Regions from separate parts of the Homo sapiens genome. Here all the other regions are linked to region 1. The links are chromatin contacts, found by Hi-C or POLR2A ChIA-PET in ENCODE. All regions are on one chromosome and are shown on one strand. Each heading gives the region's core, a stretch centred on a gene start or an enhancer-like site at or near the end of the contact. The rest is flanking DNA. Distances are from core to core; before and after follow the strand shown.

What was found. A loop is a pair of places that touch in the nucleus more often than their neighbours do. ChIA-PET counts read pairs that join two places held with the same protein, here RNA polymerase II (POLR2A). Pooled maps may share reads with other maps.
Region 2: a map of CD8-positive, alpha-beta T cell shows a loop between it and region 1 (28-fold over the local background). The contact joins the promoter of RAB5A here to the promoter of AZI2 in region 1. A Hi-C loop is called at or near these places in 2 of 168 maps with a recorded cell type or tissue (CD8-positive, alpha-beta T cell and naive thymus-derived CD4-positive, alpha-beta T cell) and 12 of 50 pooled maps. POLR2A ChIA-PET finds 5 or more read pairs at or near these places in 1 of 52 experiments (T-cell).
Region 3: a loop to region 1 is called in a map of B cell, with 17 times the contacts of the local background. The contact joins the promoter of PDCD6IP-DT here to the promoter of AZI2 in region 1. A Hi-C loop is called at or near these places in 2 of 168 maps with a recorded cell type or tissue (B cell and gastrocnemius medialis) and 9 of 50 pooled maps.
Region 4: a map of CD8-positive, alpha-beta T cell shows a loop between it and region 1 (22-fold over the local background). The contact joins the promoter of UBP1 here to the promoter of AZI2 in region 1. A Hi-C loop is called at or near these places in 6 of 168 maps with a recorded cell type or tissue (CD4-positive, alpha-beta T cell, CD8-positive, alpha-beta T cell, gastrocnemius medialis and 1 more), 3 of 37 single-sample maps with no recorded cell type and 11 of 50 pooled maps. POLR2A ChIA-PET finds 5 or more read pairs at or near these places in 1 of 52 experiments (naive thymus-derived CD8-positive, alpha-beta T cell).

The regions. Positions count from the first base shown.
Region 1 is chr3:28,347,286-28,350,924 of GRCh38, reverse strand. AZI2 (5-azacytidine induced 2) reads left to right here and starts at 2,101. Exons shown (of 8, transcript NM_022461.5): 1 at 2,101-2,324. ZCWPW2 (zinc finger CW-type and PWWP domain containing 2) reads right to left here and starts at 2,204. Exons shown (of 10, transcript NM_001040432.4): 1 at 1,722-2,204. RefSeq lists enhancers at 1,495-1,574, 1,613-1,907, 1,007-1,987, 2,175-2,234.
Region 2 is chr3:19,945,540-19,949,178 of GRCh38, reverse strand. RAB5A (RAB5A, member RAS oncogene family) reads right to left here and starts at 2,082. Exons shown (of 6, transcript NM_004162.5): 1 at 1,658-2,082. It also overlaps a transcript of EFHB not described here. RefSeq lists enhancers at 798-1,397, 1,444-1,493, 2,014-2,063, 1,925-2,094, 2,020-2,189 and 1 more.
Region 3 is chr3:33,796,882-33,800,520 of GRCh38, reverse strand. It overlaps PDCD6IP-DT (PDCD6IP divergent transcript), which reads left to right and starts at 2,002. Exons shown (of 2, transcript NR_183731.1): 1 at 2,002-2,126; 2 at 2,499-3,639. PDCD6IP (programmed cell death 6 interacting protein) reads right to left here and starts at 1,891. Exons shown (of 18, transcript NM_013374.6): 1 at 1,584-1,891. The coding sequence starts at 1,792. RefSeq lists enhancers at 1,195-1,728, 1,675-2,024.
Region 4 is chr3:33,438,535-33,442,173 of GRCh38, reverse strand. UBP1 (upstream binding protein 1) reads left to right here and starts at 1,769. Exons shown (of 16, transcript NM_014517.5): 1 at 1,769-2,438. The coding sequence starts at 2,326. RefSeq lists enhancers at 791-1,080, 1,291-1,480, 1,812-2,311 and silencers at 1,631-1,790, 1,851-1,960, 2,011-2,330, 2,561-2,610, 2,530-2,764 and 1 more.

The DNA of each region.
Region 1 (3,639 bases), core at 852-3,351:
ACCAACCACTCACTGAACTAGTTGGCTATCAGTTAAGATTATCATTCAGGACCCCTAAATTCTTTTCTTTCTTAGAGCTTAACAATTATCTAACCATTCTCTTTTCCTATAAAATGTCCTTATCAAGACTGTATCTTTTAATTAACTTATCAGAGGTCTTTCCCTGATAATAAACCTTTAATACATGATTATATATGAACTGTGTAACAAGTTTTCTCTAACAATTTATTTTATTTGAGAAAGTTAATTGAAGCAGATACAGGGTGGAAAGTGACCATTTGCAGCTAAATCCAATGACTATACGGATTATATTTTGTCATAATCTAGCAGGGGTTCTACAACCCAAAAAGAAAAACTAAGATGTTTTACTTGACTAAAATAATAAAATTTGTACATCCTGGTTAAGCAAATACATTTCTTAATAAACCCATTATATGTTAATAAACCCACTGTGTAGTGTGCACTGTGAAACAAAAATTGACTCTCTCACCAGATAAACTTCAAAATACTGATTTATGACATTTTATCTTTACTTACTCAGAAAGAAAAGATAAAAATGATGTCCCCTGCCTTTTCAACAATTCTTAAATTATTTTAAATTGTGAACGAAGATTCAAAAATATTTCTACACCTTCAAATTAAAAACCAGGTTACCACTTTATTTCTAATAACTTGTGATGCCTCAACCAATTTTGCTAGCATTCTTCAAAACTCTACTTGTAAAAACATACACCTAATGGTTGTTTTAAATTGAAAATTCTCAAAATGCATCATGGAAGCAATAAAAAAATTTAAGGACTGATACTTGCTCAAAATATTAAAAACACTGCTCTCTTCCATTCTCCAGCCCAGTAAATTGAAGCAAATCGTTTCCTTTCTCAACGATAACATTAACACAGATTTCTAAGTATTTTTAGAAATGTCATAAAACTTCAACTTGTGGTCTTTGTTCCTAACAGCTATAAATTTTCACTTAAATCTAAACCAAAAAAGACAATAAAAAAACCAACAACAATAAAAACGAATTTTCATATAAACCCTTGAGTGAAATCCATCCTATTGGGCTGACAGTTGGGCTGATAGTTAAGCGGACAGATGACAAAATACTACTTTAAGGGGGTGGTGAGTAATGTCCGTATTGCTAATCGGCGGTTAGTGACGTTAAATTTTCTATAATTATTGTTCCTTGTTTATTTGTTTATTTAACCAATAATACCTTAGAGTTACAGGGGTTCCACCTGGCTGCGACCTTCAATGACTAATTAATTCAACTACTTGTGACTCCACAGCTAGGGACGGTCTATCATCTAGAAATAACCAAGGTGGTGGCAACTCCAGGGAAGCCGGGCGCAACTCCAGTACTCTGGCATCTTCTCCCTGTCTCTCATTCCATAAATTGAGCAGTGTGCTAGAAGTCGTGGTGTCGTTTGTGAATAATTACAGACCCCTACGCAATTCGTCGAGCTTGTGCCTCAAGTGATCGCCTGAGGGCTTGCAAGTAGTTTAGAAAACAGAGGCTACAGAGGAACGGCTTCTAACAGACTTCCCAGTTCCCAGCCACGTCAGCTCGTAAGCCTGTAACAGCGCTACTGAGCCGAGCCAGCACGCACCACACGGCCCGGGGACCCCCCAAAAGGACACTGAGTGAAAAAGACGCACCAGAGGGCGCCCCTGAAGGGGGACCTCGGCCCAACAGACAAGACGGCTGGTAACGCTCTTACCTAACTCCACTCCGCCTCCGCCTCCTGGCGTCCCGCGGCCCCGCCCCGTCCCGCCGCGGAGGCTCACGGGACATGTAGTACGCCGCGCGCCACTCCTGCACTTCCCCACCCCCACGACCGAACCTGGCTTCGCTAACGCCCTCCCAGCTCCCTCGGGCCTGACTTCCGGTTTCCTCGCGCGTCCCTGGCGCCGAGCCCGCGGACAGCGGCAGCCCCTTTTCCGGCTGAGAGCTCATCCACACTTCCAATCACTTTCCGGAGTGCTTCCCCTCCCTCCGGCCCGTGCTGGTCCCGACGGCGGGCCTGGGTCTCGCGCGCGTATTGCTGGGTAACGGGCCTTCTCTCGCGTCGGCCCGGCCCCTCCTGCCTCGGCTCGTCCCTCCTTCCAGAACGTCCCGGGCTCCTGCCGAGTCAGAAGAAATGGGACTCCCTCCGCGACGTGCCCGGAGCAGCTCCCTTCGCTGTGGAAGCGGCGGTGTCTTCGAAGAAACCGGAAGCCCGTGGTGACCCCTGGCGACCCGGTTTGTTTTCGGTCCGTTTCCAAACACTAAGGAATCGAAACTCGGCGGCCTTGGGGGCGGCCCTACGTAGCCTGGCTTCTGGGTGAGTGACTCGCCAGGGACGGGTGGAGGATAGGGATGCGGGCAATGCCGCGGCCAACCTCCGTAGCTGTTGCCGGTCCAAAAAGACACGTCATTTTTTTCTCACTCCCTCCCGCGCCCCCTCCTTTGACTAGGGAGCGGCCCACTCCTGGGCATCCCTTTCCCCAGTCACCCCCACACCCAGCTGTCCACACCCTTTCCCCTGTCACCCTCACCCCCAGCTGTCCAGGCCCTTCTTGGTCATTCACTTCTCTAATTACTCCTTTTCTTTTCGTACTCTTACTGGGGCGCCTTCAGTTTTTTTTCATTCATTGAGACTGCTAAATGCTTCTTTCCGATACAAATTATCGGAAAGAAAAGAGGGACATTGGCTAGGACGGTACTCCCTGGGGCATCTGAGTGGTGAATATCGACCCCCTGCACTTGATCGAGGGCTAACAGGTATTCGTCGTTTCTCCAATGTCTAACCTGTATACGGTATTCATTCCAGCCTTCGGCTGTTTGTTGAGTAACTACTACTACGTGCAAGGTAGGCTGACACCCTCTACACAAAAGAAACCCCAATACTCGAAAGCGAGATAAAATACCCACGAAAACTCTAGTACAAATCAAACCATCAGTTGCTCCAAGAGGTGATGGAAATTTGCTAAGGTGATCAAAGACAGACGTACCAGAATTAAAATTGACCCTTGCGCCTTATGTGTAGAAGACATTTTGGTTTTTAGATTGGAATTTCAAATTGGATTGAGCAAGATCTCAAGGCAGAATTTCATTTCTCTAAAAACGCCATATCTCATTGCCCAATCTTGTGATCATTTCATCATCTGTAAATTGAGAACAGTGCATCCTTTACAGGATATTTCCAAATTTTAATGTGATATTGTTTGTAAGCCAGACATCTTACGCAAGTAGAAGGTTTTAATATTAAAGAGACAGCATAACATAATGGGAAATGACACTGGATTAGGTCAGAACACCAGTATCTGAATGCTGATTTTTCCATTTACTTGACAATGGGTAAGAGGCTAAACTTTTTCTTCATTTTCCTTATCTCTGAAATGGGTGTAATACATACTCTAAGGCACCAAAGCATAGTTTCTAAGAGTTATGCTGGCTCTGGAGTCAGCTGCCTGATTTTCATTTCTGGCTCCCCTACTTTCTAATGTTTTCATGTCTCAATTTCTCCACCTGTAATCTGAGGAGATTCTTTACAACCTCAGAGGTATTACATAGATTTACTGAATGCTTATGAAGAACAAATGAGATAGTTTCTCCAAAAGGTGAAGCACACTGCTTGGTATACCATAAACGCTTGG
Region 2 (3,639 bases), core at 833-3,332, 8.4 Mb after region 1:
TAACAAGGTATAAATAAAAATGCCCCCTCCTCCACAAACATACCAGATTTAGGGGTGTAATCCTGGCTATACCAATTTCCGTCTGGGCAAACTCTTTAATTTCCAAGTTTCTATTCCCATAATATCTAACTTGCATAGCTGATGTGACAATTAAATAAAACAATACATGTAAACAATCTCTAATATACATAGTAGGGATTGAAATTGCCAATAATGTGCTCCTTTGATAAGAAAATGATAAAATATCAATAGAACATCATATATACTGAAAATGCACCAATACATCTTCAGATATTACACACAATCAAAACATTTTCCATTTGTCTTTTTATTTAAGAAAACAAGAAATTACTTATCAAGGACAATATGCTCCAAATTTCTACGGCACTTCCAAAATTTTAGGGAAAATATCAGACTCCCATTAAAAAAAAAAATCAAACAAGATTCTGATTTCACTTTGACTTTTAAGGTTTAAAGCTACTTAATTGTGGCTACTCCCCCTAAGGATCTCAAACAGGAAATAACTAAAGTTAATGGTAAATATACACTTAGCATAACACTAAGGTTAAAAATTACGTGCATTCATTTGTATTCACTGCTTACTGAAACTTCTGTTTTGCAAAACAAGAATTTTGCATAATATACATTTGTAATCTTTTGAAAATAACTGTTATTCATTCTATAGTTAAAATCCTTCTAAGGGTTCTTTGATCAAAAAATTGACTGGGCACTTATTTTGTGCCAGGCACTGTTCCATTTACTTTGTTTATACAAATGCTGAGTTATCACTTCCATTTTACTTTAGGAATAAAGTTTATGAGCAGTCTTGAGTATTCCCAGAGGTGTACAAGTGTTTTTTTCTTATTATGTGAAAGGCAACTGATTGAACGCTTTGATTCCATTTAAGCAAGACAAAAACCAAGTATGTGAACTATGACGTTCAGAACTTAACAAGTTTGAAAGTCTCAGAGGTAAGCAGCTTCCAGGGAAGATAACGCCAGAGCAAGTTCCATGGTCTCTACCCAGTGAAGGAGTTCAGCGGTCCTGTTATCTTGAATTTATTTAACGCTGTAGTTCACTACCTTCCAAACAGAAAACAAGTCTCTAGACAGCCTATTTTGACGAGCCTCCCACCCACCGACACTACTCATCTTTGGAAGTTGAAGATAGGCGGAGCTCCCCACATTGACACCTGCAGTAGGCCCAGGTTCCTGCTTGGAGAGCACCTGAGTAGCTAATAGCCAACTACAGATCGCCTGGATAAGCAGCACTCGCCAGGTCCCTTGGCCTTTCCAACCTCCTCCCCCGAACCTGCCTTGCTTTGACCGAGACCCCCAGGACTGCCAGGACGGAGACCAGGCGGAACCGCGGCCTCCAGTACACTTTCCACGGCGCCATCTTGAGAAGGGAAAGGGTGACACCCGTCGCTCCCTCAGTCAGTCCCCAAATCCCGGTCTCCAGAGCCCCTGGAGGATGAGTCACCAGGGCTGGCAGAACAAGACGCCGGGTTCGATAGTTCTCTGGTCCAGGGCACTGCTGCGCGTGAGGGAGAAGGGGTGGGGGGTCTCAGTACCGGCAGGGCCGCGGACAGGCTGGGGACCGCGGATAACCTGGGGTCCAGGCCCCCGCTGCGCAGGAGGAGGGGCGGTTCGGTTACCTGAGACCGCAGCAAGCCGAGCTGCGGGGCCGAAGCTTCCTGGCAGCAAGGCCCAGGCGTGGCCCGTAGGATGAGAGTGTATCTATGGCGGTGGTGGTGGCGGCGGCGGCGTCGCCTGCTCTTAGCGCCGCTCCCCTCACACTGGACTGTGCGGGGCTCGTGCCGTGGTGCCGCCCCTGTCGGGCTCCGTCTCCGCCTCTCGCCGCTCCCCCTTCCTCTTTCCTTTCTCCTCCTCCGCCGCCGCCGCCGCCGCCGGCGCTGGAGTTCCGACTAATTCTTCCTCCTCCTCCTCCCTCTGCCTCCTCCCCTAAGGCCAGCCGCCGGCTCCTTCACGAACCAAAACACAAACACTCAAGTCCCACCGCCGGAGCCACTTCCGCTGCCCGGTGCCGGCCCCGCCGCCACGTCGCTGCACGCAGCGAACTGCGCCACTTCGTCACTTCCCATCATCGCCAGTCCGCCTGCTCCTTCCGCTTCCTCGCCCCTTCCCGAATCCCTCCCCGCCTAGGTTTGTTCGCGGGGCGGGGCGAGGCAGGATGTCACGTGACCCTGCGAGTGGCTCAGATCCGAACTGGCCGCCTTTCTCCCCTTCCCCCACCCCAGGTACGCGCGGCCACGCCCTCTCCAGCGCCATTGTTATTTAGGCTGGGGGGTCTCTGGGCTCCTGGCGGCCGGGGTCGGGGGAAATTCCTTTACTATTCTTTGGGGGAAGATCAAAATAACTTGTGTTTTTTTGTTTGTTTTTTGTGCCCAGCCCTTGTGGGAGCGGCGAGGTTCCCTAACCCCAATCCTGGCATCTCGGCTAAGGGGCTTTATTAGAGGGAACTTGTCTAGCACGAGAGAACCTCCTCCCACAAAATGGCCCTGGGGTTGGGTAGGTCGGTAAAGGCTGCTAAATCGCATTTACCCCAAGGAGGAAGAAAGGACCCTCCCTATCCCAAAAGCCGCCTTTAGGCGCCTGACAATAAGAAGTCGCTTCTGTTAAGAGTTTACGTGGTTTTGGTAGGGGGCGGGGAAGGCCAAATCCTAAAATAGTGTCTGCCTTTTATTCAGAATTTCCCTTCGCTCTTTACTGTACTAAACGCTTTACAGGAATTATCCCATTGAATTCTTACACTCGAGTCTTTCATTCTGAAACTAACTTGTTAATCGTCTGTTCCCTACATTCGAATTTTAGCTCCCCTTGGTGGTCCTCACCGCTGTAAATCTATGTCTAGCCCAGTGCCTGGCAGCCAAGTCTTCAGTTCTAGTTGTAGATGTTTTATAGGTAAAGAATTTGAGACACAAGAGATTGAGTAACTTGTCCGAGATCACGGCTGTGTGGTGCAGAAGCTGGATTCTGATCTGCGGCGGGTTGGCTCCAGAACGTGAGTTGTTGAACACAATTCTGGTGAAAGACAACCCAAGATGTTCGTTACCCTCCACGGGGGACCTACTGAAGATGTGCTGCTTTAGTTGAATCCCACACCACATTCAGTCTCTGGCGAGGCTTCAGCCACCACCCCCTCCCCAGCCTCCGCCAAAAAAATTGTTTTGATAATTTAGTGGAAGAATATTAAATTGATTTTCCTTCAGAATAAAGGCTACTTTTCAGTTTGCAGTTTACAATGTATAGCTCTGTTGTAAGGGCGAGAATATTGTCTTTGAAGTGTACCGGGTTAAGGTATCTTATGGGCGTACAGTCGGCGGCATTGTGCAATTAAGATGATTTGAACTTTGAACAGCCCGTCTTTCAGATCAACTACCTAGTTGCCAGAAGAACGTAATGTGTCATACGTAAATGATACCTGTGGCATTTTATTCTCAAGGAGTTGTTCAATATGAACTATTAATCATGGTAATAGCTCTGGGACAATCCCAGGAGGAGTCAGGAAATAGGATATGTGACATCAGTTTTGTCATGTCAACAGTATGCCCAAAACGAAACCTATTCCACTCCAAACCTGCTTCTGCTTAGAGACTGGCATTAACATCCTCCCAGT
Region 3 (3,639 bases), core at 753-3,252, 5.4 Mb before region 1:
AGTACCCCTTCCTTCGGAGAACCAACCCTTCCCCAGTCCGGACTCATCTTGCTTTGATCCATGGGGTAAGGAGAAATTAAACCGGCTGGATGACTCAGATAAGGGCAATTAACTTAGCCCATTTCCCACCATCATAAATGGGTGCAAACAAACCCAGGAGCCTCCCATGGACTTCCACCAGAGCTAAGGAGAAAAGCACTCCCTTCTGTAAGATACTGAGTGTTGCGGACGATTGTTATTACACTACAGCCATCCCTCTCAATACATGAACAAAGCTTTCGAGGGAAGCATCACGGAGGCAAGACGATCTCCAGTGATACCTAAAGCTAAGGAAGGAATATCCCTAGACTTTTCAGTTAGCAGAATAAGTCTTACTTTTTTTTTTTTTTTTTTTTTTTTTTGAGATGGAGTCTCACTCTGTCGCCCAGGCTGGAGTGCAGTGGCGCGATCTCGGCTCACTGCAAGCTCCGTCTCCCAGGTTCACACCATTCTCCTGCCTCAGCCTCCCGAGTAGCTGGGACTACAGGCACCCGCCACCACGCCCGGCTAATTTGTTGTATTTTTAGTAGAGATGGGGTTTCACCGTGCTAGCCAGGATGGTGTCGATCTCCTGACCTCGTGATCCGCCCGCCTCGGCCTCCCAAAGTGCTGGGATTACAGGCGTGAGCCACCGCGCCCGGCAGAATAAGTCTTTTCTTAGCTCAAGCTAGTTTAGCCTGGGTTTCTGCTACTTGGATTGGAATACAATTGTGATTCTCCTGTGAAACAAGTAGAATATACTATACGGAGAAAACGAGATTAACAAGGTATGCAAAAGAAATGTTTAACTATAAAATCGTAAAAAATGTTCTTATAACTATTAAGTATCATGAAAGGAACCCTCATTAAATCAGCATGAGCTAAATAAGCGTTTGCTAAAATAACAAATTTACTCTACTGTGTATATATCTGTTTGTGAACAAACTGCTTTTAAACAACCTACCTTGAACGGTTCAACTATGTAACTAGAGTTTTATTTCAAATAGTTGTAGCTCCTAACTTTCAGAATTCTCCATCTATCATTTGATTATTTTGAACTGAGGAAGACGGTCCATTTCATGTGGACAATGTGATGAGCTGATCAGACATTTGGTCCAGTGTCCCAATTCCCCCACTTCCCCCACTGCCTTCAAGCAACTACTATTATGAAATCAAAATGTGGCCCAAGAAAGACAGTGATGGAAAAATGGGGCGAAAGGGGAAGCTTCAGTTAGAGACCCAAAAAAGTGAAGACTAGTTCTAAGTAAATGTGGCAAAAGAGATCAGTACAGGGCAGACTGCTGCTCCCAGGTATCTGATCCACGGAGCCCTCGCCGACCAAGGGCTAGAGCAGACGTGCAGGCAGGACAAGCGGGCAGTCACAGCGGGCCTGCAGGGCGGGTCCTGCTCACCAGCAAAGAATGCAGACCACACCTACGCGCCTGGTCAGGCCGGGACGGGGCGGCTCCGCCCAGGTTACAGGATTGAAGGAAGGGGGGAGACGGGAAGAGGAGCGGCGAGCGACGGCTGGCAGACAACCTACCCACTCCCAGCCCCGCGCCCACCTCAGGAGCGTCTCGAGCGCGCCCTCGTGCTTGTCCAGCGGACGACCGACTGCGGCGCGGCGCAGCTTGCTGAGCTCCTCCGCCGCGCGGCAGTACTGGGCCTGCTCTTCCCCGCCGCTTGGGTAAGTCTGCTGGATGAACTTCACCAGCGGCTTGGCCAGGTCCACCTCTGAGGTCTTTTTCAGCTGCACCGAGATGAATGTCGCCATGATCAGCGCCTCCGCCGCCGTTCGGGCCAAACAGACCGCGGACAGCTTACGAGGGCCGAGGAGAGAGAGGTACTGGGCTGGCGGACTGGCGGACTGACTGGCTGACAGACTTGCGCTCCGCCTGCGTTCCGGGTCCGGCAACTTCCGGGAGCTCCAGCGCAGGCGCACTGGATGCGGGGTCCTTAAGCTGTCCGCGGTCACGTGAAGGTGTCGCGGCGGCTACGCCCACCTGGACCCAGTTTACCCTGTACTGTGCTGCAAAATATTACTTTCTCCCCATCTGGAATTCTTCCCTTCCTCCTTCCTGCCGCAGTGGTGTACTGAGCACTTTCACGTAAGAGTATTCCTCCACTCGAACAACCCCCCGGAGAAGTACTGGTGTCACTGCCACCTGCGAGAGTTTGCGGCTACCTCCCCAAGAGGCAGTCCCAGGGTTATTGTGACCTATGATGTTTATTCAACTACTGTTGACGGGCTGCTGTGCACAGGGAACCTAGTAGGCAAGACCCCTGCCATCGTGCAGCTTACTGTCAGGTTGACACAGACCTTAAGGTAAACGGAAAAAGTATCAGGAAAAAAACAGGGTGCTTGGGACTTAGGAGATGTTAAGATCGCTTGGAGGACCCTAATTTAAATAAGATAAAGTAGGTTTTCTCCGAGTAGGTTAACTGAAAATGAACCTGTGTCTCTGGTTGCTGTTTTGTAGAAAGAACAAAATTTTAAATAAATTAAAAACGACACCTGTAATTTGAGAAGATGCTTGATATCAGAAGAGGAGAAGAGTGGAGAGGGGTGGAGTGGCAAAGGAGAGCCTCCAAACCAAAAGCCTGCGGCAGAGGCCCTAGGAGGCAAGCACTTAACCATGTTTCAGGACTAGAAACGAAACATGTGACAAGACCTTTAAAAACAAATAGAATGGGATGGAATAAAGTTGGATGAGTAAGCAGGCATCAAATCATTCAGAAACTTGTTGTCCAAGTTGAAGAATTTGTTTAGTATTGTATAATAAATGCAGAGGAAGCTATATACACTTATAATTTACATTTTTTAAAGGCCACGTTGTAGCTCAATCGGATAGTTTGTCTTTTGATGGGATGTAGTATACAGTATCATCATGGTATATTCCAGGCAAAAATATTTAACTTGAATCTGTCAAGCCTTTGCATCTAACACAGTTTATAAAAAATACAACAGATAGATGAACAAACTAAATGATGCCAGAGGAAGTAACTAGACAGATCCAGAAGGTGAAACATTCTGCAGGATAACTGGCCCATCTCTTCAACAATTTGTCATGATAAAAGCAACTGCTTTATGAAAAGAAATTTAAGGGACATAACAGTTTGAATTGGATCCTGGTTTGAACAGACTGTCTATAAAATGCATTTTCAGGACCATTAAAGAAATATGAATGTAGATGGACTGAGTATTGGATAAAATAGAACTGTATTGCCATGGAAAAGATCATTAACTGAAAAGAGCAAGTCACGAAATAGTATGTTACAGCATCTCATTTTGGTTTAAAAATGCACATATATGTATTTATGTACAACTAAAAAAATAGTGGGCTTATACCCTAAGGTGTTAGTATTGGTAATCTTTGGAAGTGGAAATGTGTATTTTTTTCTTTGTGTTTGCCTATCTTTTTCATTGTAACTTTTGCAGCACATAGACTACTTTCATTATAGTAAAAGTTTATTTTACCACAATTTTTTTTTTTTTAGAAAGAGTCTCACTCTGTCACCCAGGCTGGAGTGCAGTGGCACAATCTCAGCCCACTGCAACCTCCACCTCCCAGGTTCAAGCTATTCTCCTGCCTCAGCCTTCTGAGTAGCTGGGACTACAGG
Region 4 (3,639 bases), core at 520-3,019, 5.1 Mb before region 1:
CTTCCCCCAATTCCATTTCTCCAAATTTTCCAACAACTAATAGTAGGCCTGGCTAATCTGGTTATAGACTAGGTTATGCAAGTGAGGTGAGATCATGGAATGAAGACATATCTGAGACCCCCAATGAGACCAATGTTTCCCTTGACTATCCAATTGTTTGTGCAGATTTATTTGTAATAGTGGAATGGAGCTTCCTGAACTGATGGCCAATCTAATGTTTTCGCCTGGAATCAGAGAAATCTGGATTAGTCAAATAGCCCCGGTTTACCTGCTTACTGTGTGACCTTGCACTGTGTAATCTTTACACATTTTCACCTGAATTACCTCATCTCTAAAGTATGGCTTTATCAAATGAAATGTTTGCAAAAATGTTGTGTAAAGAGAAAAACATTCTCCAAGTTAATTTGTGGTTTTTTTTTTTGGAGACCGAGTGTTGCTCTGTCTTCTCCCGGGTTCAAGCCTTACTCCCGCCTCAGCCTCCTGAGTAGCTGGGATTACATGGGCGCGCCACCACATCCAGCTAATTTTTGTTATTTTTGGTAGAGACGGGGTTTCACCATGTTGGCCGGGATGGTCTCCTGACCTCAACTAATTCACCCGCCTCGGCCTCCCGAAGTGCTGGGATTACAGGCGTGAGCCTGTAAGTTAGTATCTAAATCACACAGGCGTTGAGACTATTTTTTTCTGGCTCAGTGCCACTGCTTTATTAGGCTGACATTTTAATCTATGTATTTTTGCACTTAAACTGGCAAGTTGGGGCGGGGCGCTCAGCATTTGGGTCTTATTCTTAGGCAGTAAGTTCGATGCAGGGCGAAGCCCGGGCCTTGACGTTCTCTTCAGCAAGGATTCCGCCCGTCAAGCGCCAGCAGCCGCTCCTAAGGAACTCTGATCCGCACACTGGCTCTGTAAGTCAGCCTCTGGCTCCTGCTTTCTATTTCATCTCTTCCGGTAAAAAGATTTCTGTCTTTTGGCCGCAGTGGCGCGTGCCCACGCTAGGTCGCTGAGGAAGACCCTTCGGGCCTTCTGAGCAGCGTAGCTGTTACTGTGGCACGTCCTAATGGTTCGGTCCAACTTCAGGAGACCGCCTGCCCTTAGGATGACCAACAGCTAGTTCAACTCAGGATAGCCAAGCTGCTCTCGGCAATGCAACCAATAGGGGAAGTCTTTCCAGAGCTCTTTCTCAGGAGCGTTGATTGGCTTATTCTCACGCCAATCAAGGTTTTCTGCACAACTGGCTTTTCTGTCACCAGATGGGGTGCAAACCGCTCACTCCCTCGGTAGAGAGGGCATAAAGCAGAGACGACCGGGAAATACCACAGAGGAGCAAATCACCTCCGGAAGTGGCGTTTTGGGTCGCTTTCTACCATGCAGTCCAATGAACTCTTTCTTTTGGCAACAAATTCCGTCTTCGAGCCCGCCCAAGGTGAAGAACATTTTGATTGGTTGTTTAGTCGGGGGACACAGAGACTCACGGGAGCTTCGTCCAAGCCCTTGCAGGTATTGCTCAGTTGGCCTGTCAATCATCTCGCTCGCTAGAAGGGGCGGAAACTGGCAGCCCTTTTGGCACCGCCTCTTCCTGGGCTGCTGTGCGGGGACGCAGCGAGGCCACCCCGGCTGGGAACAGCCGCGTGGGCGGGGCCGCATTGCACTCTCTGGACAGTTCCTGGGCCGCGAGGCGCGGGGAGTGGCCCTAAGCGCGGGGCTGTACGGGGAGGGCCGAGGCGTGGGGCGAACGCCGGGGCGGGGTCGGGGCGGGGCCGGGGGAGGCGGAAGCGGCGCGTGAACCTAAGTCGGAGTCGCGTTGAAGCCAGCGTCCGGCCGGCAGAGCGGCGTCGGCGGGGTTGGCCGGGGCGGTGTGGCGCTAGAGCCTGGGCGGGCCGGGGGCAAGGAGTCAAGGCTTGGGGGCGGGTGACGGGCGGGCGGAGGGCTTGCCCCCGTGTGGTCCTCGGAGCGGCCCGAGGTCCAGCCTCCCAGCGGTCCCGGAGGAGGATGCGACCGGGGGGCCCCGGGCGGGGCGGTCGGCGGCGGCTGCAGCGCTAGCGGCGCGGGGGCTGGGCGGCGGCGCCGGCATGAGGCGCAGGGCCGGTGTCCGCGGGAGGGTGGCGCTGCCGGCGGCCCGGCCGCTCCCGCTGCAATTGCTCGCTGGGCTCGTCGTGCCCTGCCAGTGGGGCCCCCGCAGCTCTCGTCCCGGCCGCCGCTGGTGACCACTCGCCGCCCCTCCGGAGGCTTCACCCGCGCCCTCCCCCAGGACGCGCCAGCGGAGCTCCGGCTCCTTCGCCCTGGACGCGGAGGCCGCGGTGTGCGGGGCGACGGCGAGGCCGGAAGATGGCCTGGGTGCTCAAGATGGACGAGGTGATCGAGTCCGGGCTGGTGCACGACTTCGACGCCAGCCTCTCGGGCATCGGGCAGGAACTGGGCGCCGGCGCTTACAGCATGAGGTACTGGGCTCCCTGGGCGGGGAGAAGCCTCTGTCTCCTTGGGGAAGGCCTGCGCAGCCCTGAGTCTCTGCCAGATGCGGCTGCTCCCAGAGGTGCGCGGGCCTCCTGGGCTGCGGGGTCGGAGTCCTGCCGCGTGGCGGTCGGGGGCCATGGAACCCCAAAGGCCTCTGCTCGCCCTGGTGACGGGCGGGTGGGGGAGGATGGCCCCGCAAGCGTCGGCCTCGGACCGCTCCTGAGTGCTTCATATTTGCTGTAAAACACGCCCAGCTATTAGGATGGCTTGGGTTGGTGGGGGAAGGGGCTTCTTTTCCTTATAAGTGATTTACAAGTCCCATTGGAGCTAGAATACACTGTACGAAAAGGCAGCACTTATATTGGGAGAATACTGTCTAGCGTTTTGGGATCAGTTCCTACTTTGTTGTCCTACATTATGATCTTTTCTGGCTGCAGATTTTAATCACTTGATGTTAGTAAATTATAATTGAAAGAGCAGCGGTGGGAGTAGCACTGTGACTTCGTTTTGTTCTTTTGATTGTCTCAAAGTGAAGTTTCTCATTTTGGAGACTACCCTCTCAGGCTGTTTCCTCTTGAGGGTTTTAAGATGCAGTGATTGCACCACAAATAATTGTTTAGTCTCTGCTGTCTGTACCAGCAGTCATTCATTTTAATATGGAGAGATTGAAACAGATCTGAGCTTAGTCTCCGCCCTTTATCCTTTTTAACTGTTAGGAATTTGGAAACTCTGTATTTTTTTAGTGGCTTTATTGAAATATAGTTTACCATAGCGTTGACTTGACTAATAAAGTCTAAAAATCAGTGGTTTGGCAGCTTTTCAATAATGTGAATTAAGTGTAGCTTTCTGTTCTTTAGAAAATGTCTGATGTTTTGGAAGTGCTCTACAGTTTCCCAGTAGCATTCATACATCTTACTGCAGCTCTAGAGGAGGACTTCTGGGTTAAAGCTGGCCTGGAATCTTGGTGGCTGCTCCTTGAAGTAATTGGGTCTTTAAATCTTAAGGAGAAATTCTGAGCCATAAAGAACTCTCAGAAAGGTTGGAGACATTTCTTGGAGTGTGGAAGTGAGTAGTGGAAGGCATATTAAACCTGGAGTTCCCCAGCGTCTGGCTCTGATTTGGTCTCTGTTGGGCTTCCTGAACTTGGCACCTCTTCTCTCTGCAGTTGTATAACTTAAGGCCTGTAGA